Regions from separate parts of the Homo sapiens genome. Here all the other regions are linked to region 2. A link is a loop called in an ENCODE intact Hi-C map of the cell type or tissue named here. Cell type or tissue: PC-9. All regions are shown on one strand.

Region 1 (8,000 bases), 74 kb before region 2:
CGTAACAGCTACATACAAAAGAGTTATAAAACCGTCCTTGGTTTAACAAGGATAAATGAAAAACATTAAAATTCTCCAATTGAACAAGGTATACAAGGATTTTTATGTTGTTGTTTTGTTAAAACAGTAAAAGCAAAATAACTTACTAGAATAGAAAGATAAGAGCTGAGTGAGCATGCCACTAAAGGAGAAAGGGGGCATTTTCACACAATCAGTATTTTTCCCTATCCCGTCTCCATGTGATGTCAATCAAAACATACCATTGGCTGTTTAGTTAAAAAATGCAATATGCTTGTGCACATATGCCAGTTACTTTATGTGCAATAAAGGAATGGGGAAGGGGGAAATTAAATAATAGAGAAAACTATACTGTAGTAGTCAGAATGTGGTAGAACCAAATTGCAGTTTTCTAACTGAGAATGTCATGTTGGTCTGAAAAGAAAACAGTCCTGGAGTAACGAAGCAGCTTCCCTTCTCAGTAGACACCTCCCCTCTGCTGTTGGAACACATCAATTGTATCTTCATCCTCTATTTCAAACTGTGCAGGTGTGTCTGTTTCATTGATTTGTTGCCTGTCAAATCGGAATCTGATCTGCCTCATTGACAATCCCTATCATTCACAATACGCTTTCATTAGTTTACTAAGTGATGTATGCCTCTTAGTTTTTTTCATTTGTTTGTTTGTTTGTTTGTTTGTTTTGAGGCGGAGTTTTGCTGTTGTCGCCCCAGCTGGAGTGCAATGGCACAATCTCAGCCCACTGCAACCTCTGCCTCCTTGGTTCAAGCAATTCTCCCACCTCAGCCTCCTGAGTAGCTAGGATTACAGGCATGTGCCACTACGTCCGGCTAATTTTTGTTGTTGTTGTTGTATTTTTAGTAGAGACGGGGTTTCACCATTTTGGCCAGTCTGGTCTCGAACTCCTGACCTCAGGTGATCTGCCTGCCTCAGCCTCCCAAAGTGCTAGAATTACAGGTGTGAGCCACCGCGCCCGACATATGCCTTTTAATCAAACTGCACCACAGAACTATCCTGCCCCGCCACCTTCAAACTAATATGATCGTTGTTCTCAGTCTTGACTCCTTCCTTGGGCTTTTCGCCGGCCATGGGGAGCGCCGGAGTCTCCTCAGCTGCCGCTTCACAGAAGAGGTACCAGGTCCTCACCGAAGGAGCACACAAGCAGCACCAGGAGCTGCAGGAGGAGGCTGCAGCGGTGGACAAGGGAGAGGGGGCGTGACATTATGTGCTCCCTCCCCGCACCCTGCGTGCACCTGCAGAACAACTTTTTTTTTTTTTTTTTTTTTTTTTTGAGAGGGAGTCTCCTTCTGTCGCCCAGGCTGGAGTGCAGTGGCGCACCTTGGCTCACTGCAACCTCCGCCTCCCGGGTTCAAGTGATTCCCCTGCTTCAGCCTCCCGAGTAGCTAGGACTACAGGCGGGCGCCACCACGCCCAGCTAATTTTTTTGTATTTTAGTAGAGGCGGGGTTTCAGCGTGTTGGCCAGGAAGGTCTCGATCTCCTGACCTCATGATCCGCCCGCCTCAGCCTCCCAAAGTGCTGGGATTACAGGCGTGAGCCACCGCGCCCAAGCAACAATTTTAATAACATCTTCTATTTGCTTAGCATTTCCCCTTTAAACAAATTGTTGTAAAGAATACATAACAGGCTGGGCATGATGGCTCATGCCTGTAATCCCAGTACTTTGGGAGGCTGAGGAGGAAGGATTGCTTGAGCCCATGAGTTGAAGACCAGCAACAGAGTGAGACCTTGTTTCTACAAAAAATAATTTAAAAATTATCTGGGTATGATGGCACATGCCTGTAGTCCCAGCTACTCAGGGCTGAGGTGGGAGGATCGCCTGAGCCCTGGAGATTGAGGCTGCAGTAAGCCGTGATCACATCACTGCATCCAGCATGGGTGACAGAGCGAGAACCTGTCTAAAAAAAACGAAACAAAACAAAAGAAAAAACAGCCTACATAATGTAAAGTGAACCATCTTAACCACATGTAAGTGTACAGTCCAGGGGCATTAAGTATATTCATGCTGTTGTGCAACCATCACCAGCATTCATCTACAGAACTCTTTTACTCTTGTACTCAGAACTCTTTTACTCTTGTACTCAGAACTCTTTTACTCTTCAGTTTTACGAAGTTGTAAAACTGAAACTTTGTACACACTGAACAATAATTGTCCAATCCTCCCATTCCCCAGCCCCTGCCAACCACCATTCTACTTTCTGTTTCTATGAATTTGACTATTCTAGGTAACTTGTATAAGTGGAATTACACTGTATTTTTCCTTCTGTGACTGGCTTCTTTCACTTAGCATAACATTCCCAAAGTTCACCTATGTCATATTCTGTAACAGGATTTCATTCCTTTTTAAGGCAGAATGATAGGCCATTAAATGTTTATACCACAGTTTGTTTATTTATTCTTCCCTCCATGGACACTTGGGTTGCCTCTACCCTTTGTCTATCATCAATGATGCTGCTATGAACATGGGTATGCAGATAGCTCTGAGTCCCTGCTTGCTCTGTATTTCCTTTTAAGAAATTAAGATATAAGAATTGAAAGATCTTTATCATACATCTTATAACATCTTCCCACATTCTCGTTTTGGTTTGCACTACAATTTTAATAACATCTATTTGCTTAGCATTTCCTCTTTTTAAAAAAATGTTATAAAGACTACATAACAGGCCGGGCATGATCGCTTATGCCTGTAATCCCAGCACTTTGAGAGGCTGAGGAGGGAGGATCATTTGAGCCCACCAGTTCAAGATTAGATTAGCTAAGGCAACAGAGTGAGACTTTGTTTCTACAAAAAATAATTTAAAAATTGGTTGGGCATAATGGTGTATGCCTGCAGTCCCACCTACTCAGGGGACTGAGGTGGGAGGATCATTTGAGACCTGGAGGTAGAGGCTGCAGTGAGCCGTGATTACACCAGGCAGGCTGTAATCCACTGATGTATCTGAATAGAAGTAATCACATGAACAAGTCCAAGATTAAAACTGCAAAGCTCCAGCTGCAATGAGTGAGGCCAGAACTTTCTGCAGCTTTGACACTGGGGTATCACTGGACTTTTCTTAAACCCTAGACCGACAATGCAGAAAATTACTCTTTTTTAAAGGATTTTAGAGGTACCACCGTAAGTCAACAACACTTTAACCCCAGATTTTCCTCATAAAATTTTCTTTTTTTCCCAGTAATCCATAGGGGTCCTAAGGGTGACCCAGTCTTGTTTGCTTTTGTGATAAAAGTGTTCAGCTGGAACGTCCTAATGCACTTAAAGATTTCTGTAGTATGCCAGGTCAGGTAGGTCAGCACTGATGCAGTGGAACTTACCAGGGCAGCGCTTATCAGGGAATGAAGGTATGGCGTGGGGTCAGGATGTCACGCCTGATGGCAGAGAGAAAGATTAGACATATACCAGTAAACAGGAGAGAGAGGTTTTGAATTTTATGCTACAAAAAAAGGATGCAAGCCAGGTCCTAGCTCCATCAACTTGAATCTGTTTCTCAAAACAACTGTTTTCCACAGATGAACACAACAGGTAGCTCATGGAAAATACCAGAACAGGGCAATGTTTCTATTCTATTGGGATCATGAGAGACAGATGAAAGTGCCAGGAATCAAGTTAATAAAATAGGTAAGCTTAAACAGCCACAAACATCACAAAACACCATTTTAATTATTGTAGATGTGACAAAAAGCAGCCAAATCCATAGAACAGTCCAGGACTCCAGGCAAAGCCTTGAATTTCACCACTGCTGGTGCAGGAAGTCCATATGGATCTGGGCTCTCTTCCAGATGACTGGTTCTTCTGACAGTCCAAGTCCAAAGAACTCTTGGAATGCCACAGCTTCCTGGTACACCTTCCCAGGTGCCCCACCCTCAACTGGTATTAAGGGTGGGTCAAGAAATCAAACACAAGCTATAAATGGCAGAGAGATAGGAGATTAAAAAAACCCCATGGATCCCAGCCAGGCCACATGGCATGAATGAGTACTTCATAGGTAAAGCTGCAGCCAAGTGGAGGTGGTTCCACAGTTGGAGGCCTGAAGCAGAGGCTAACTGTACTCAAGTTCATCAGAAGTCCTAGTACTACTGTGTACACAAAAAACCCATCCTACCTATTTGTAGATGGTATTGGCAGCTGTGGAAACCCTGGTAAGAACTGTAAAATCCTTAGAACCCCTTTGAGGTGGGAATCCTTCCCTCCAAGTCAAGGTTGGAGGCACATCTGAATCACCTGGAAGCCTTTATTTTGTTAATATATATATTTTTGAGACGTGGTCTCACTGTGTTGCCCAGGCTGGTCTCAAACTCCTGGGCTCAAGTGATCTGCCCACCTCGGCCTACCAAAGTGCTAGGATTACAGGCAAAAGCCACCGTGCTCGACCACCTGGAAGCCTTTAAAACCAAGGCGCAACCAGAGGCTGTGGAAGAGGGAAATGGAGTTTTTAGTGTGTATAGAGTTTCAGTTTTGCAGGATAAAAAAGTTATCAAGCTCCATTGCACAATAACTTTGATATACTTAAACTTATTGAACTATACACTTAACATTATTGACCTATACACTTAAAACTGGTTAAGATGACAAATTTAATGTATGTGAGTATGTGTGTGTCTGTTTGCCACAATAAAACGATACAACAGTAACAAAAGCATAAAGACCCAGAGGCCCAGGACCAACCTCAAACCAACTGAATCAGAATTTCTGGGGATGAATGGCAGGCATCATCATCATCACGACTATTTTAATTGTAGCACAGGCATCATTATTTTTAAAAGCTGTCAAGATCATTGTCATGTGCAGCTAAGATTGAGAATCACAACTATTAATCAATGAAAGATTCTGGCTGCATAAACTCAAGAAGAATGATCAATTAACAACTGCCTGCATTAATTTCATATGGCTACACAGATGTTCTCCAAAGAAGTTAGGTTCAGTAAGCTCTTTAGATGAGAAAGTGGCTTTTCTAGGCAAACTCTTTGACTTCACAAATATCAGATGTTTTATTCACTGAAAGTCAGAACTTTCTGAGGAGTAAGCTAGCACATAAGGAAAGGGATACTTTTTGAAATTACATGAATGCTGACAGCCAGGAGGATCCCATGTGGTAAATGACTATGGGCCTACAGAGAAAGTATTCTTTCAATGACGCCAGACTTACAGCCAGCAAGTAGTTCACCCACTTTGAAAATCTGGTTTATTATTTTCAACTGCCAGGAAATGAGAGCCAAACATACTTGGTATATATAGGCCAGATAAGAAATTGTTTGAATAGTCAGACAAGGTATCTCAGAACTGCAGCTTGGGGTGAGGCAGGTGTCATGACTCAAGTTCCTACAGAGACCAAGAGGGTAAATGGGGAAAGTGAACCAGTTGGAACTATGGCCACTGAAGGCCTCATGTCCTGTTTAAAGGACCACTCTAACCCAACTGTTACACTGCAGAAAGTGGGTCCACTGTTACCTGAGTTCCCAACTTTTCAGAAAAATCCTGGACATCTGGATGTTTATGTAAAGTTTTCCAAGTTTTAAATATTGGAAATTAATCCAATTAAAAACCAAAGCTGTGCGCAGCAGTGTGCACCTATAATCCCAGCTACCCAGGAGGCTGAGGGAGGAGGATCACTTTAGCCCAGGAGTTCAGCCTGAGCAACATAGTGAGGCTCCATCTCTAAATCAACAAGAACAACAACAATCTATGGGCCAAACAAAGCACAGCTTCACGAGAGATTGGGCTTCTTTGCTGCTGGTTATTACCTCTGGTGTATAGCAACAGGGAGACCTGGATTCTAGCCTTGACTTAGCAAGTTGTGTAGCTTCACAACCAACTTCTCTGGAATCTATCTTGAAAAATAAAAGGCTTATGAGAGTATCTTGAATGCCAGGCCTATGATTACTTATTCTCTATTAGGGAGATATGCAGGGTCCCCGGGTTGAGTGAGATTTCAAACACACAACCGAGAAATCCTAAGATCTTAACACCTAGGCATGAACATGCCAGACCCAATGGCTCCTTCCCTACCCAGTTGGTTTCAAGCTGACAAAGTATAACTTTTCTTGGAATAGATTTAGCCAGTTTAAAAATTTTGATTTGGAACTATCTATGCATGATTTTCAATAAATGTTTTCTAGATTTCCAGAGACTTTTATGGTGATTTAAATTACCAAACCGCAAAGTCCCCTTATAGGATCAGACTCTGTCTAGAAGCAAGAAGTGATTAGAGTGTAGTAGACAATGTTCTAGGCTAGGAATCTAGAGACATGGCTCTCAGTAACCAACTCTGTGAATCTCTCTCTCTCCCTCTCTCCCTCTCTCCCTCCCTCTCCCTCTCCCTTCCTCTCCCTCTCCCTCTACCTCTCTCTCTCCCTCTCCCTCAGATAGGGTCTTGCTTTGTTGCCCAGGCTGGAGCACACTGTCGCAATCACAGCCTACTGCAGCCTCGAACTCCTAGGCTCAAGCAATCTTCCTGCCTCAGCCTCTCAAGTAGCTCGAACCACAGGATTGCAATTATTGAACCTACAGTAGGCATGCTTCTTTAGAAGGAAAGTATACGTGGATTCTTAAGCAACTGGATAATGAAAAGTGATCCTGATTTTAGGACTTCATCATGGACTGCTATGGTAGGCAGAATTCTGAAGATGTCCCAAGATTCCTGTCCCCTAGTTATTCAAACATCGATTGTGAAGGGAAATTGCAGATGCAATTGAAGTCCCAAGTCAATGAATCTTAAGATACAGGAGATTATCCAGGTAGGTTTGGCCCAGGCAGGTGAGTCTTTTAAAAAGCAGAGTTTTTATTCTCTGCCTGGCAGTAGAAGAGGAAGGCAGAGAGATTCAAAGCACGAGGGGGATTCAATGCGTCTTGCAGGCTTGAAGATGGGTGTGTGGGGTTCCATGTGAGAAGAAATGCAGGCTGCCTCTGGGAGCAGAGAGAGCAGCTCTGGGTGAGAGCCATTAAGGAAATGGGGACTTCATCCTACAACCACAAGAAACTGAATTCAAACAACAACAAGAAGGAGCTGAATTCAACCAACAACAAGAAGGAACTTCGAAGTAGAATCCCCTAGAGCCTCCAGATAAGAGCCCAGCTCAGTCTACACCTTGATTTCAGCTTTGTGAGGTCTTAGGTAGAGAACCCAATGATGCCATGCACAGCCGTGACCTAGAGTATTGTGAGCTAATAAATAAGTGCTGCTTCAAGACACTTCATTTGTAATAGTTTCTTATGCAGCAATAGAAAACTAACACAACTGCCAGTACCACATGTTGGGAAGGTTATGGAACAAAATGGTACCACACTTTGGAAAAGGGTATGGAAAATCGAACACACATCCACCTTATGAGGTAGCATTTTACTCTTAGGTATTTACCCAAGAAAAATGAAAACACATGTCTACAAAAATACTTGTACAGTAATATCTGTAGCAGCTTTATTCATAATAGCCCCAAACTAGACACAATCCAAATGTCCATCAGTAGGAGAATGGATAAACAATGAACTATTAATACAAGCAACAACACAGATAAAGTTCAGAAACCTTACATTGAGTGACAAATATCAACAAAAAAGATTATATACTGTGTTATTTCATTTAACGAATTTCTAGGATAGAAAAAACTAATCTATGGTGAAATAAATCAGAACAGTAGGTGCCTGGAGGTGCAGAGCGGACTGGAAAGGGGCACAAAGAAACTTTATCTGGTGATAAAAATGGACTATATTTGCCAGGCGCAGTGTCTCACGCCTGTAATCCCACCCAGCGCTTTGGGAGGCCGAGGTGGGCGGATCATGAGGTCAGGAGATCGAGACCATCCTGGCTAACGTGGTGAAACCCCGTCTCTACTAAAAATACAAAAAAATTAGCCAGGCGTGGTGGCGGGCGCTTGTATTCCCAGCTACTTGGTAGGCTGAGGCAGGAGAATGGCGTGAACCCAGGAGGTGGAGCTTGTGTGAGCCGAGATCGCGCCATTGCACTCCAGCCT
Region 2 (8,000 bases):
CAATACACCCAAATGTTCCCTTAGATACTGGCATTGTCAAGATTCAGGCTTCCTTTCTCTACTCCATAACAAATCTGTGAGTCTCAATGTCCATTTGTTAAATGCACCAAATCCAGATTTGCACTGATTTAGTGGAATTCATGGCGTTCCAATGGTTCCCTGTTCCCTCCCCAATTGTCACATAGCAGGTGTTAGTCTGACATCAGGGTCCTTTGGAGCTACACTTCCAATGCAATGTGATTTATTAATTAAACTATGAATGAGTGCCTAACAAGGGATGAAATTGTTGACACTGGTTCAAACACTGTAATTGTCCCATGATGTCCTCACCTCTAATTTTATGTTTTTTAACTTTTCAAAGTTAAAGTTTTTATGTAAGTGACATCCTGCGATTACATACATCTCTGTGACTCTTGAGACTAGGATGGCATTTCTATGGCCTTACTATTGTTTATTCATGTCACACCCTCACTCCCTCACTCAGTCAACAAATATTTGAGTATCTGCATGCACCAGGCGCTACACTAGGCACTGGTATCAATAGGTTATGTTCTCTGCCCTCACAGAGGGCAATAAAGTGTAATAATATGCCATATCAGTTTTCCCTCTGAATCAACAGGAGAGCTACAACAAATAAAAAGAGCACATAGGATTAGACATTTTGTGGATGAGAAATCCAATGTAGCAGCTAAGAGCACAGACTCTGTTGACAGATGACCTGGGTTCAAGTCCCTGTCACTGTGAGACTTTGGATTAGTTCCCTGTATCTCAATTGTTTAACCTGTTAAATGGGAACAAAAACTGTAGCTCTGTCATTGGGTTAAGAGAGAGAGCATTTTTGCAAATCACTGAGAATGTAATAAGTACTGCAGAAATGTTTTTCCAAAAGAAAAAACAGCTCCAGTCCACTCTGCCCACTGATCATAACCGAGCAACCTGGCAGCCAGCAGTAGCGATGTGACAATATTGGAAACTGCAAACAGGAACACAGCATCATCGGTGTTGGGAACTGGGGTTCCGGGCACCAGGACCATGGTGACACTGCAAGAAAATGACTCCACTAGCCACTGCCCCTAAGTGAAATAGGGCTTCTACAATCAGTTGCTTCTGGCTCTCAGAATTCCTAAACTAAGGTGACTTTTCCTGAAGAATTTGGTTTTTAATAAGCAGATCTTGGAAGGATGAAGCAGAAGCACAAATTTGGAAGGGATCTTAGAAGTCAAGTTCTCACCCAAATTTTTAAAAAGAGTTTACTTTGCTTACTAATTAGAGGAATGCCATAAAGATTACTGATTTACAACTAAAAATATACAACACATGTCATCAAAAATAGTGGAACTTGTGAAGCCAAAATATTAGAACTTGACCAACTAAATAAATAACAGGGCCAGTCATCGTGGGTGGTTTTATCATTCTTTCAGATTTATATTAAATTATATCATCTGTGTTCTTTACTGTCTTTGGGTTGAAGAGGTAAAAACATGGTACCTTTCTGGGTCATTAATTACATGATCTCTGGTAGGATGCCAAATCCTCTAGGGGTTATTTCTTAACCCCAAAGGGCTTCTTTTAGTATGTCGTGTGGATAAACTCAAACCCCTCTGACTATTGATTGATTAATCAGCCTCTCCTGAAGCATTTCCAGTGATGAAGGTGCACATTTTTAGACAGATCTTTTCATTCATTCAGCATCTCTAGTTATCATCAATAATTCCTTTTGTTGCTCCCAAATCACTTATGGTGGTTCTAGAGCAAGAATATCCCTGACTCTAAATGATGGTCTTCATATGCTTGGAGAAAAGGATTCCCTGTCTTGTTCTAATTTCCTGAGCTAGTCATCACTCGACATAAGTTATGACCCAAGTCCCTCAGGTTCAAAGGAGATCAGCATAATCTAGACATTCAAAGGGGTGTCCAGGAAGATCATTTTAAGAAAGGGTCACTGAAGTGCCTCAAAAGGTAATCTTGCTTCTGGACTGTGGGGAGAAGAAAAGCACATTGACTCCTTATTTTCATTATATCTGCAATATGCTCCTCCCTACCTCGAATCCTGCTGCCTAGAAAAGGGAATTGATATCAGAACTCAAACATGAGTACGTTGTGAGATCATGCGAATTCAGTGGAATTCAATAAGACTTTTGTAGCTGAAATTGGAAGCAAATGTCTCAAAATACACCTGTCCCTAGAGAGCATGGACTTGGTACTTTCAAAATGGAAACAACGATTTAGCTTAGTCAGGGCCAATTTCTTAAAAGCAAGCTTTTTTTCTCTGTACGTGTGACGATATAGACTTGGAACCTTCTTAGCTGATAGAATTTAATGTTTAAGAGGCCAAGGTTGGGAGTTTAATTCTCATAAGAAACAATTAACTTTGATCAGAACAAAGCTCTGTGCTGTGTGCTCACATCATTCCATCCTTAAATCCTAGACTATGTAGTGGTAATAATAAGCAAATGGATGACAGCTAACAAGTACCGAAGATTTTCTGTGTGCTAGGCACTCTATAGAAGGCTTTACACAAATTATTTCATTTAATGCTCACAACTGCTCTGTGAAGCAAGTTCTCCTAGGATTTTTTCAGAGTAAAAGCTAACTGCCTCCCAGTGACCCACTGTCTCTCTGCCCCGCCACATTCTGCTCCACCCACACTGGCCTCCCAGCTCTTTCCCAAACACGTTTGCCCCAGGGCCTTTGCATATGCTCTTCTCTCTGTCAGCAATGCTCCCTAGGTAACCTTCAAGGCTCATTTTTTCCCCTCTTTCAAGTTTTCTTTTAAATATCATCTTCTTAGCAGGTCCTTCCACCACCCCCTAAAAAATTGCAATACGCTCTCTGCCATTATATGATGTACTTCTCTGCTTTATGTATTTTCCATAGCAGTTATCATTTTCTAGCCTATAATACAATTGACTTATTTTTGTGTTATCTGACTTGTTACCTGTGTCACTTGACTAGACTGTGTGCCAGAATTTTTGTCTACTTTTATTCACAGCTCCAAACTCGGTACCTAGAAACCCAGCTGATACATGGTAGGCACTTCCTAAATATGTGGTGGTTATATTTTATATGGGAGGCAATATGCACAAAGAGGGTATGAGTCAGGACTTTATAGAAAGAAAAACGTCATTAGGAACCTGTGTTTCAGAAACAAAACTTGAAGTACATATCCCTTTCCGGGTAGGTTGGCGCCATTACTAAGGGCAATGTAATAGATCTAAATAACACGTAAATAGAGGTTGGCGCCATTACTAAGGGCAATGTATTACATCTGAATAATATATAAGTAGCAATACACACTACCAATCAAGAATATAAAGAAGTATTCCAAGTGTGTTGCATATTCAGGAATTATGTAATAATAGTCAGAAATCACTTGGAATATTTTGCGACTCTTCTGGGAAATTTCATGTCACAAAACTTGAGGGAAGTGTGCCAAACTAAAAAGTGAAGGAGATCTAAAAGTTCTCATGAAAATGTTTTCCCAGGGTTGTGCCACAGCAAGAATGACAGTGTATAATACTTCTTTATAGACGCCATTCAGATTCAAGGATCTTTTCCCAAGTTCCTTTTAGGTGATTATATTTAACCTCCTTAACAATGCAGGAATCAGATTTGCAGATGAGGCACTGTGCTCTGACAGGCCGTGTGCCTTCCTGAAATAGCCTGGTAAGGGGTACAATGCGGAACAGAATAGAATTCTTTTGTCTCTGTCTGGCATGCCTGCCCAGGCTTCATGTATTTATCATTTTACAGTATCTTCTATCCTGAGGAAAAACCTCAGTTTTTGTAAATGACTAACTTAATGTCTCATCAATGAAAAAATATGAAACTATAATTATTACTTTCCCTACCTATTTTTCTGAGGTCAGCTGTTGCACAGATTCGATATTCATACCGGAGGGCATACATCATCATGGTAAAATTAGTGTCTTTGTCTGAAGTTCATTTCACTAACTAAATAGCCAGGCATATAAAGCTCACATTATTACAGAGGGGGAAAAATGCAGCTGCCGACAGGATCGCTAAGAACAACAAATACCAAGAAAATCTCAAAAAAACTGACCACTTTTTTCCTAACCATATTTTTGCTGACTATTTTCTCCACAGCCTTGGAAACTTGTTTTCACCTCCATTCTTTTCCAAAGAAAGACTTCTACCCCGGGGGAGAAAAAAAAAAAATTAAGACCTCAACACCAAGTACAAATTGCTCATTTAAAGAACAGGAATGTAGGATGCGGGGGCTTTTCTTCCTTAAAAACTCATCACTGTGTAGAAAAAATCTGAATGCTGTCCTGATTCTTCTTGAGCAGTGGAGCAGTTTTTTGGTTTTGTGTGAGTTAATTTTAATTAAAAAAAAAAAAAAAAGCACCATTCTTGAGAAGCTGTTGCTATGAGACTTCCTGGGCCACAACAGATGGCCACAAGAACAGTTCTCAGGCCTGAGCTCGGAGCTCTGCGGCCTCCACTCAGGCATACCATTAACATTCCTGAAATACCTTCGGAGGCAATGCAGGCCAGCCACCTTCAGACGGCTCACCCGCAACTGGCCTCCCTGGTCAAGGGGCCAGGGTTGAAATTTGTTATAAACTAAATGATCAGGTCTTTCTAGGAAAAAGCCAGAGGAGAGAGGGTGCTGTCCTCAATTTAGGCTTCAGGAAAACTTTACCAGCAACCCGCTGGGGTTTTGAGTTGTTCAGGTGAGCACACACCCAATTCATTTCATTGTTTTAATGCTCTCTCTTTCAGTCACAGAGTGATCCAGTTAAGAGAACCAGCATATTTTTGGCCTGAAGCATTTTAGTGCCCAGAGAGAACTGCTCAGGGAAAGGTTTAAGGATCCCTGATTTCCGTTTTGACAGAAAGACAAAAAGGGAAGGAGAACCGCATGGTATTTGAGGTTCTAATTTCTCACTAACTTCTTGGTAGTGTTGGACAAATTCTTCCATTTCATTCTTTTTCTCTCTCTCTTCCACACTAGGATAATGATATATGACCTACCTCAGATGGAAGAACTAATGATCCACGATTAATAAACAACTGAGAAATAAATGCATAAGTATCAGGTCACTGAGACTGTGCCTCCACTGCTGTGAGAGTAAAGATAAGGGAAGAACTTGGAGATTCCCTTCAGAGGCTGATTGCTGGGACCCCCGCCCCTGGAGGGCTGATGGGCAATGTGGAACACATGTTTTAGTGGGCAGAGTCTACTGGTAGCTCTACTGCTTACTAGGGAGCTTTGGTACTTGGAAAAAACCAAGTGTTTCTGAGCAGCCATAGCTTCCCAGGGTGGGGCTCATTTACATTCCAACACCAGAGTTTTTGCTTTAAAGCCAGGCTTCCAGTGCAGAAGCAAAGTCCTCCTTCAGTGACTGATGCCAGGAGTCTTTTTTCTTTTTTTTTTTTTTATGAGACAGAGTTTCACTCTTATCACCCAGGCTGGAGTGCAATAGCACAATCTCAGCTCACTGCAACCTCCGCCTTCTGGGTTCAAGCGATTCTCCTGCCTCAGCCTCCCGATTAGCTGGGATTACAGGCATGCGCCACCAAGCCTGGCTAATTTTGTATTTTTAGTAGAGACAGGGTTTCTCCATGTTGGTCAGGCTGGTCTCAAACTCCCGACCTCAGGTGATCTGCCCACCTTGGCCTCCCAAAGTGCTGGGATTACAGGCGTCAGCCACCGCACCCAGCTAGGAGTCTCTTGATCACTTGTGGAACATCACTCATTCTATCAGTTTTGGTTCACACAAGTTTGTTGAGAGCTTTTATCTCAATGGGATCAGATGATATGCCACCCATACCGCTCTGCGGCTATCATTTGGGCTTCATTTTTTAAACCAGTCAGTCCAACTAAGAAGCAAAATTGTGTGAGACAGCTTAGGTTCATGCCTTCCAAAATCATCCATTTGTATGAAAGTATACCTTCCCACCCGTCACCAAAATGTGATCATTAAGACTGCTGGGGATTTTTTTTTTGTTTATTTTTTGTTTTCTAAAAAACATGCCTTTTAGGGGTTTGGCCTAACAAGGAGTGCTACCTTTTCCCTATTAACCAGCGACATTTTAATGAAGTCATCTATGGAGGGGTGGAGGTGAGGAAGCTGTTTCTTTTTCCATGTGTCTAGGGCTACCCAAACTCAGCTTGCTTGTCTGCTCCCTATGGCCAGAGCACATTGAGCTAAGGGAGGTCTTCACCCAGCTGCTCAGCTTCTGAACCTACAGGCCTCCCCAACCCCAGGAAAAGTCAGGGGCCAAGGCTGGACACTGTGGGGAGAAGAAGGGGAGAGAGACAGAAACAGAAAGAAGGTGTCTGATGTTTGCAACCTTCCATTTGCAGAGCTGAACCTTCCAAGCAGAGCCAAGGGGGTGCACAGCATGTGTCTAGGAGGGGGAGGCTGCGTGGCTTTCTTGTGCCCCATTGTGTATTGTGCTGTCCACAGCACCAGTAGGGACCCTCACCAGACAGCAGTCAGGGAGCCTGGCAGGCATTCCACAGTTCCTGGAAGGAGGCTTTTAAAAATGGTCACTCGGGAAACAATAAACTTAAGATACTTAATCCCCTTGCCCTCCAATCTAACTCTCTAATGATATTGTTCTTGGAATAAAATATCTATTTATCATAGTTATTAATGAATGTGTTAAATTACATATTTGGAGTGCCCTGGTACTCTGCAGACCTGAACAAGGGCTTTCTACACTCTTAATATGAAACGTGGGGTTTGTGACTTTGTTTACTTTTAAGTATTGTTAAGAAGTTTTTCAACCAGCTCTCTCCTCTTCCTTTCTGTACCTTTTTAGGATACTGGGGTTTTTATGGAAGACAATGATTAGGGCTAAGATTAGGGAATAAGATGAGGGTATTTATCCCTCTCCATACAAAAAATGATTTACACTTAACTCAGGAAATTACCTTTGATTTATATATTCTCTAGGTTGTAATTCATAACCGAAGGTAGATTTTTGAAATATAAAAATGTTCAATATCTATTTAGCTTTCCAATGTTCATTTCTCTTTAACAACTTCAACATTTATAAATTCACTTTGTGTCTACCTACCTATGGATCCATATTTTAAAATCACTTGCATATACACTATATTTTTAAGTGATTGCTGTAGACTTGTGTGATGATCATATTTCATCTGATGGGTAATGCCATTTCTGGTGCTTTTATTCATCAAAGCAGTAATTTTTATGTTTATATTAAATGTCACTAATGTGTTATTTTATTATAGGAAAATGTTTTTATAAAGACACTTTAGCTAACTGCTGAAAAAAATGGAAAACTCCAACTGGCTGTAATCATTGGAAGAAAAAACACACTTGAGGATGATTAGCACAGATTTTGAATGACCTGTTTGCCCTATTGCTGTTTATCACTTGAACAGAATCATTGAGAATGGGTAAACACCTTCCTTTCATGAAGGTGTTTACATCCTTGAAATTAATGAGGTGGGAAAAGTAGTCTCAGAACCTCTTTAGATTTATAAAGAGAACTTTACCCATTTTCAGAATGTTTTCAATGAAAAAAATTTAAATCCAAGGGAAAATTACCTTCCTTCCTATCACAACAAAACAGACAGGGTGAAAACACTAGTCCCAAACCACCAGTCTTTTTTATCAATCTTCAATTATTAAATCCTCAAGTTACAAATACGGTGACAGCAACCCCAGAGAAAAGACAGGATGGTCCCTGAAGTATGTGTCAATTGATTTACAAGTAAAATGAAATCAGAGCATAGTTAAGGATTAATCAGAATCACACAGAAGCACGTTCTTAAGCATCTCAACTGTTGCTTAAATGTAGGTGCTTGCATTTATAATCCGACCTTCTCTGAAACATAAAGGATGAGAAGAGTGAGCCAACCAATCAATACAATCCAATTTTGCTGTTGAAGTGCAATTCATTGATTCACCCATGTCGAACAAACCTAAAAAAGAAAAGCTGCCTTCATATCCCAAATAAGAAAGTTAAAGATAGCTTTAAAAATAAGTTATAATTAA
Region 3 (8,000 bases), 110 kb before region 2:
AACAGCTGTTAAGAATAAGCCCCGTCCATCTGGCCTTCTATTTCCTGGAACACAGAACGGAAGTGAAAGAGCTTTCTTTCCTAAATCCTAAGGCAAATGAAAGGATCTCTTTTTATTCTACAGCATGGGGAAGATGGCCAGGAGGCCAACAGGGAGTTTCCATTTCTAAGCTCAAGTTTTCATGTTTACCTTAGTTATATCTAAGCACCACCACCTCCTTCTGTACATTACTTTTCTCACCGAATTTAGGATTCTCGGCTTTGGATATATTCAATATAGTGCTAGACTTGAAGTTTGAAAATTGGTTGAGGTTATGTCAATAATGAACTGAATAAATTGGTCAAGTAAATTCTGAGTCTCAGGCTCCTCATCCACGGTAAAGTGAAACCATGAGGCAGTGTACCATGGTTTTAGGAGCATGACTCTGGAGTCTGAGTCCTGGCTCTACCCACTGAGCAGCTCTGTGACTTTGTCTTCTCTGTACCTCAGTTCTGTCATCTATATAATGCACGCATAGGAACAATCGGTGACTAGAAAGTAGATTGAAAGATACCTCGCCATCCAATACCTGACTGTAAAGATTATATGAGTGTAAACAGCACACTCCAAGACCACCCATTGGTATAACCAGGGGAGGGACTTTTCCTTTTCAGGACCCCTTTAGACCCTAACTTTGTTTGTTGGGGGAAAACAATCAAGACCAGGCCTGAGCTTTCATAAAACCTTTGTAGTATTTAATAACTTCCTAATTTTTTGTGTAAACCAAAGTTTTCGACTCCATCTTTTTTTTTTTTTTGCACAATGTCTTGGGCACCAGAGACTGAGCTCTTTTCTCTTTCCTTTCCACTTCTCCTTCCTGGGAGATGCCTAGAGACAGAGGTCTAGGAGTGGTGACTGTCACAGTGAAGGGCTGGCAGGAAGAGCAGGCAGACCAGAAAGAGATGGAAGCATGAGGAACATAAAATCATTCCATCGATTTAAGCATTTTCAATGTATGATTCCTTTCTACCCTAGAAAAGCAGAGACCAGCACCCCAGCACTGCCCCCAAAACCATGTTGTCCTACTACGTGTCACCTCTACAGGACCAGCTGAAATTAGCAACTGGGTGTGAGAATCCTGAAACCCATTTTGATTCTTGTTAATTGCAACCTCCAGGCTAACCTTTGCCCCTCCTAATCTTCACCCTCCTGCCCTGGATGGGTTGGCTCTGGATACCAGAAAGAGCCTGGGCACCTGGGTGAGCTGTCTGGATGCACCACACAAACTAGAAATCAGGCTGGAGAGAGTGCTAGAATCACCAGCACACCAAGCACACCTTTCCTCCCTTCAACTCTTTCTGGAATAATCTGGGCAACAAACACACATTTTAAAAATTCATTATATTAAAAAAAAAGAAAAAAAACCCATAGTGAACCGAGGTGGAAAATAGTCCTGGCATGAGTGTTGGGAAGCCTGTCATCCCAGAAACCAGGGCCCTGGAATTGTTTCTTTGCCCTTCCTTCCTTCTGCCTTACCTGTACATTGAATACCTTACCTGTACATTGAACTCATGCTGTCTCTAGAATGCACATTTTCTTACCCACCTCAAGTTGCTACTTAGCCTCAAAACAGACTGCCATAGACAAAGTCTGCAATGTGCTTTGATCTTATCGGGGAATGGTGCCCCACTGGTGCGCCAATGGTTATACACGACTCAGGCAAATTTGCCAAGTCTTTCTTAAAAAAAAAAGTGTGCTTTCCCATGTGCCAGATATTATTCCCACAACTTTTTTATGAAGGAGAGAATGAATGAGGGTTTAAGTCCCATTTTACAGACTGACAACCTGAGATACAGAGAAGTTATGTAAATTTGCTCAAACCACACATGGAATCATATTCCCTTCGGACTGTCAACCACTCACTCTCCTTCCTTTCAGTTTGGCAGGTTTCAAAAATGTTCAATTTATGCCACAGATTTTGTAGGCGTTACAATTACTAACCCAGATTTGGTAGGGAATGGTGATGGTAGAGCCATTAACTAAACATATTACCAAATAAGCCCATTTTTACTTAAAAGATACTAAAAGGTACAATGTCTCACTTAAAGATAACCAACGATACATTGTAGAAGCCTGGAAATCAATGAATCCAGTTCAAGTGAAACATACTGGGATAAACTATACACTCTCCAGGCCTATTGGGCTACTTCTAGATCCCTAAAGGATCCTCTCCGGGCTTATCCACACTCATCCTTCAGGTTTCAATTTCGACATCATTTCCTCTGCTGGCTACCCAGAGGAACTGTGGAAGTCGGGGTGAGGTGGCCCCTTGTGTGCTAGCAGTGCAGCACACTGGCTATAGATGTACACCTCAAAGTGCAATTCACACTGGCTGCTAGTTGCCTGCTTGCTGGTCCCTCTCTTCCACAGGTCAACAAAGATAAACCAGCTCAGCTTAGTGCCTGGAACAGAGAGTTGCTCAATAAATATTTGTTGAATGAATAAAGTACAGATGACCCTTGAACAACAGAAGCTTGAACTACGTGGGTCCTCTTATACGCAGATTTTTTTCAAACAACTGTATCCACCTCTCCTGTCTTCCCTTCCACCTCTTCGTCCATCTCTGCCACCCAAGACAGCAAGACCAACCCATCCTCTTACTCCTCCTCAGCCTAGTCAACATGAAGACAATGAGAATGAAGACCTTTGTGATGATCCACTTTTGATTAATGAATAGTAAACGTATTTTCTCTTCCTTATGATTTTCTTAGCATAATAACATTCTTTTCGGCCAGGCACAGTGGCTCACGCCTGTAATCCCAGCACTTTCGGAGGCCGAGGTGGGTGGATCATGAGGTCAAGCGATCGAGACCAGCCTGGTCAACATGGTGAAACCCCATCTCTACTAAAAATACAAAAATTAGCTGGGCGTGGTGGTACATGCCTGTAATCCCAGCCACTCGGGAGGCTAAGGTAGGAGAATCACTTGAACCCGGGAGGTAGAGGTTGCAGTGAGCTGAGCTCTGCACTCCAGCCTGGCAACAGACGGAGACTCCGTCTCAAAAACAAACAAAAAACAAAACAAAACAAAACAAAAACCATTCTTTTCTCTAGCATACTTTGTTGAAAGAATACAGTACGTAATGCATATGACATACAAAATATGTTAATCAACTGTAAGGCTTCCAGTCAACAGTAGGCTATTGGTAGTTAGGTTTTAGGGTAGTCAAGAGTTGTAAATGGATTTTTGACTCTAGGGGGTTAGCATCCCCAATCCCCCTGTGTTGTTCAAGGGTCGACTGTACTGCTAAATGTTCAACAGATCTGCAGCCTTTCTTCCCTCCTATATCCTTTTAACTCACAAGTTAACTTGTTGGCAAAACTAACAAGACATTTCTTGGAGCTGTTTTATGTTTATGTTTCTTGCTGTTCTCCAGTATCTATATCTCAATATTACCACTATGAGTGAAGAGCTAGGAATCAAAGCTGACCTGAGAAAGTTTAGCAGAGGCTAAAAAAATATACTGTAGTATGATCTTTCTTCTTCCAGATAGTTAAACAAGAAAGCCAGGCCAGCCACCCACATATTTCTTCTACTTCCCATGATGAGGACATTCATATTTGCTCTGCCTGCCACCCAATATTCATAACTCCAGAATATATACTGACTGCTTTCTTATTTGCTTTTTGTTTTGTTTCGTTTTTGAGACAGGGTCTTGCTCTGTCACCCAGGCTGGAGTGCAGTGGCACAATCTTGGCTCACTGCAGCCTCGACCTCCCAGGCTCAAGTGATCCTCCCACCTCAGCCTCCCAAGTATCTGGGATCACAGGCATGCACCACCATGTCAGGCTGATTTTTAATGTTTTGTTGTTGTTGTTGTTGTTGTTGTTGTTTGTAGAGACGGAGTCTCACTACATTGCCTGAGCTGGTCTTAAACTCCTGGGCTCAAGTGATCCACCCACCTTGGCCTCCCAAAGTGTTGGGATTACAGGCATGAGTTACCATGCCCAACCTATTTGGTATTTTAATAGTACCCATTAACTGCTTTCTGAACTGAGTTTCAGCCAATACAAAAGAAAGGGTTCCAGATCTTTCAGTTCCTTAGGGCTCTCTTGAACACTGTACAAATTAGGGAAGGCTGGGGAAACTGGAGTAAAAGACACGGAACTGAGCCATTAGGCATGGTCTCTCCAGGTCCCTTTGCTTCCTGGTTTCTATTGAGTTTGCATTTTTCTATTTTATCCTTAAAGGGGAGGGTGAGATGGAGGAATCGTGTCTCCTTGGCATGGTCTGTTACAACCTTAGGGAAGTGCTTGGTTTTGTCTGTTAGAATCAGCCATTTCCTCCTTTTTTGTTATGTTTCATCCAGGAGGGAATGCTTCCTCACTGGCCTCCCCCTTCCACTTCTGTCCCCTCCAATCCAGTGTCTACCCAGCAGCCTTTCAAAAAATGTAAATGGATGATGTCATTCCCTGATGAAATCCTGTAGCTTCCCTATGCATTTTGGATAAAATCCAGGTTCCCCTACTTGGCCTGCAAGGTCTCTGGTGACGTGGCTCCTGCCCCTCCTTCAACCTTTCCCCTTACTGCATTCTGACCTCACTGGCCTTCCTTAGGTTCCCCAAACTTGCCAAGCTCTTTGCTTTTTGCACATGCTGTTCTCTAAGCCTGGAATATTCTTCCCAATTCATTTCTTGGCTGACCACTCCTTAGTTTCTGCTCCCAGCTGGAACATCACCTCCTCGGAGACTGCCTTATCTAATGCAAATACTCTTTCCTGGCACCTGATCTTTCCCTTTACTGCACTTATAACCACATGAAATTGTTCACTTGTGCATTGTCTGCTTCGTTGTTAAGACATAAGCTCAGCCAGGTCAGGGTCCACCTCTGGCTTTTCTTCAGCCTTGTTTTTTGAAACTTCTACACACCCAAGGCCTAGCACAGTGAGTGTCTCCTGGTAGGCACACAATGCATATTTGCTGAATGAATCATAGGAACCTGTAAAGGAAATAATTGTAATGCATCCAAAACAAAGTTCTATGTCCTTAAATCCATAAGGGCATTAAACTGTTCATAATATCTATTTTGGGAAATGTGGGATCTTCTTTTCTTCTAGTTACTTTCTAGATCAGGCTCTGAGTTGATTTCTTCTTGAAAATAGAATCTAGCCCTAACTTTTGATCCATCTCATTAGCGGCAGGCTTTCTTGGGACAGACAAGAAAAGTTGGGAGTTGGGAGACTGTGGCAGAGCCCCTTCGACAAACAGCTGGTATGGCTCAGTGCAATTTTGTTGCCTTATGTTTGGAGGCAATCAGAATGCTTTTTGTGATTAAGTAGACAGGATGCATTTATACAGGGCTAAGTTTGTCCTCAGAATCCTTTGGAGAAATTCCTTTTGATTTATGTTGGGTGTGTACACTCATTCATGTGGCAATTTGTCTTATTTAAAGCCACGTTCTTGGTTTTCAAGTTTTCCTTCTACTCTGTGTCCTTCATCCATGAAGTTAGCCTTACTATTGCATCTCTATCCTGTCATCCCCCTTCTCCTGGGTTTGCAGGTCTCTAATGCCATAGTTGTAGGTTTCTCAGCACTTTTTCTCTTGAGTCTCCAGGAGGCTGAAAAGGCCTTAGATTAGAAGCTTTTTCAGTGTCTGAAGAAGATTTTAAGAAGTGATGCCCTCAGGCACAGATTTCTGTTCTTAGCCAAACATAGGTGCTCTTCATTTTCTGATAACTGACCATTGATCAGCCGTTTCACAGACATCTCAATGAATTACCCTTTCTTTAAAAGGCCCCCTTGTTCCTGTTACTGACCTTTTGTAACTTACACATTTAAGTCTTAACCTTCTGGGTCCTGTCCTCTCATTACTCATCTTTTTTCCTTTTTAAGTCATTATTTACCATCTAGGAAGCTCCCTCTGCATGCCCTCAGGCCTGTATCCTATCTAGTGTTTTAGTCATAGGCATGCCATTCATTTGTACTTAAAGCCTCCTCCTGTCTTTCTGCTTACCTACCCTGGTCTACAGCTTGTTTTATTACAGGAGGGCCACACATAACCCTTCAGCTCTGCAGAGATGCACTTTGTATGTCTCAAACCTCTGTCCATTTGCACCTCCTGCTCTGGCTGCTGCTTTTTTTCACTTGATTTCCCCCTGAAACTTGCCAAACAAATCCAGGTGTACAATATACCCCAGTAACATTCAGCATATTTCTGACTCTTTCTGAAACCGTAAGCTTAATTATCTCCAGATCTTAGCCAATGACCTCTATGTCAACCTTGCAGAAAGATGAGGAAAGGGTGGATAGGAGAAAAAGCCAAATGACCTGCCAAATCTTTTAACCTGCCTAATAAATATTAATCTGCTTCAGTTTACTGCTGACATCAGTCCCTCTACCCACTGAGCCCTTTGACACAGCTAGTAGCCCAGGACAAGTGCATAAGAAAACCAAGGGCTCTCACAAGGGCTTTATAGTGAACAGATGATATCTTCATGGAAGCGGTGTGCCCCTAGCTACAAGCACTCAGAGCCTAGATCTTAAGACAACTCCAACAAGCAGCAGGCTGTGTAATGTATATGGACGATGTGGATTCCGGAGCCAGCTGCCTGGGGTCCTGTTCTGGCTCTGTCACCTAGGAAGGTGTTTGAGCAGGTCACTTAACCTCTTATGCCTGTTTTTTCCCCTATAAAATAAGAATACTAATAGCACCTTCATCAAAGGGTAGATGTGAGGCTTGAATGAATTAATATGTATAAAGCAATCAGAACAGTGCCTGGCAATAATTATTAAATTTTTACCCGTAGAACTGAAACTTACATTTACTGGGCACATGGTATGTACCAGATTATTTGTGCTTTAAAAACAGTAATTCAGTTAATCTTCTTATCATTTGAGGCAATAATCATCCTTATTGTAAAGAAGAAAAGAAAAATTAAATTAAAAAGTAGAAAGAGCTATGGCTAAAGGCCTCACCCTCTCCACTACCTACCCCATTAGATTCCTTTTAGGATTACTGGGCTTTGTATACTTTGGTAGGTATCAACCACATATCAAACCATGTATGCCTTTAATTTTTCCACATCACTCTTTTGTTATTCATATGAGATAAAACATATGCATAAAAACAAAACACCAGCAAGTATTCCAAAATGTTACTACTGGGTGACAGGATTATGGGTACTATTTTTCTTCTCTCTTTTCTATGTCTTGCAAATTGTTTACAATTAATGTTTATTATTTTAATTATCAGATAATAGTAAAATTAGCCTTATTTTTTCTTAATAGAATGAGTCTAAGGGTCTAAATTTTCTACATTTTTAAAGGAACATCTTCTCTAGGAAATGGAAGTGCCTATCCTGAGAGCATATGTGGGCAGCAGAAAGACTCCACACTAGTTGGTGAAGGGGATTACTTTGAGAGCTCCAATAACTGCTGAAAATAGCCAGTGGAGGAAGAAGCAGGGTTTCTGTGAAACTAGTATCAGTAGAGAGAGACAAATACCTCCTGAAAAAATTCAGTCTAGGCCTTTCTTTCCCTATCCTCTATCATTAGCCTACAGTAACAGACTAGTGTTCCCAGAGAACAATACAAATCTCTACAGCGAACCATTATTCATTACTTTAATACCAGATTATAGCTTATAAAGCACTTCCCAAACATTATTTCATTTGGCCCTCAATAATCCTAAAAGGCAAGTAAAGCAAGTATTATTTATCCCCATTTAACAGATGCAGAGACAGCCTCATAGAGGGACAGTTATTCGCTCAAGGTCAGGACTTCTAAGCCACACGACTGGCACAGCAGGGTCTCATACTCTAATTTTTAAGCTCTCTTGTTCCATACTGCCTTTGGATTCTGTGATCCTAAAAGTCCATTGATACAGTAGCAAACATTTAATACCAAAAGCCTCTTTAAAGGGGAAGCTTCAGAAGAAGAAAGTAGACTGACTGAAATTCAGATGAGACCCCTCTCTCAAGTCCAACTGTCCCTAGATCTAGAGAAATGATGAAGTCCCTACC

What was found. Hi-C counts contacts between places; a loop is a spot of excess contacts. Peaks named below come from ENCODE experiments on the same cell type or tissue, not always from the same donor. Only the 100,000 strongest peaks of a DNase experiment are listed, where the experiment ranks them.
Region 1: it touches region 2 in a loop (6-fold over the local background); 3 of 110 quality-filtered maps call a loop at or near these places.
Region 3: a loop joins it to region 2, with 11 times the contacts of the local background. A loop is called at or near these places in 2 of 110 quality-filtered maps.

Annotation. Positions count from the first base shown.
Region 1 is chr4:76,661,274-76,669,273 of GRCh38, reverse strand. The region is part of intron 2 of SHROOM3 (shroom family member 3); the gene reads right to left. It also overlaps the pseudogene SUMO2P11. Among named protein-coding and RNA genes, the nearest start is that of MIR548AH, 90 kb to the right of the region's middle. RefSeq lists an enhancer at 3,319-4,518. In PC-9, no CTCF peak of the experiment used is centred here; a DNase peak (open chromatin) is centred at 3,913; H3K27ac peaks cover 3,144 bases.
Region 2 is chr4:76,586,875-76,594,874 of GRCh38, reverse strand. The region is part of intron 2 of SHROOM3 (shroom family member 3); the gene reads right to left. Among named protein-coding and RNA genes, the nearest start is that of MIR548AH, 15 kb to the right of the region's middle. In PC-9, no CTCF peak of the experiment used is centred here; DNase peaks (open chromatin) are centred at 504, 4,474 and 5,314; H3K4me3 peaks cover 1,553 bases; H3K27ac peaks cover 1,704 bases.
Region 3 is chr4:76,701,181-76,709,180 of GRCh38, reverse strand. The region is part of intron 2 of SHROOM3 (shroom family member 3); the gene reads right to left. Among named protein-coding and RNA genes, the nearest start is that of SHROOM3-AS1, 97 kb to the left of the region's middle. In PC-9, no CTCF peak of the experiment used is centred here; DNase peaks (open chromatin) are centred at 4,420, 4,930, 5,410 and 5,910; H3K4me3 peaks cover 1,819 bases; H3K27ac peaks cover 5,914 bases.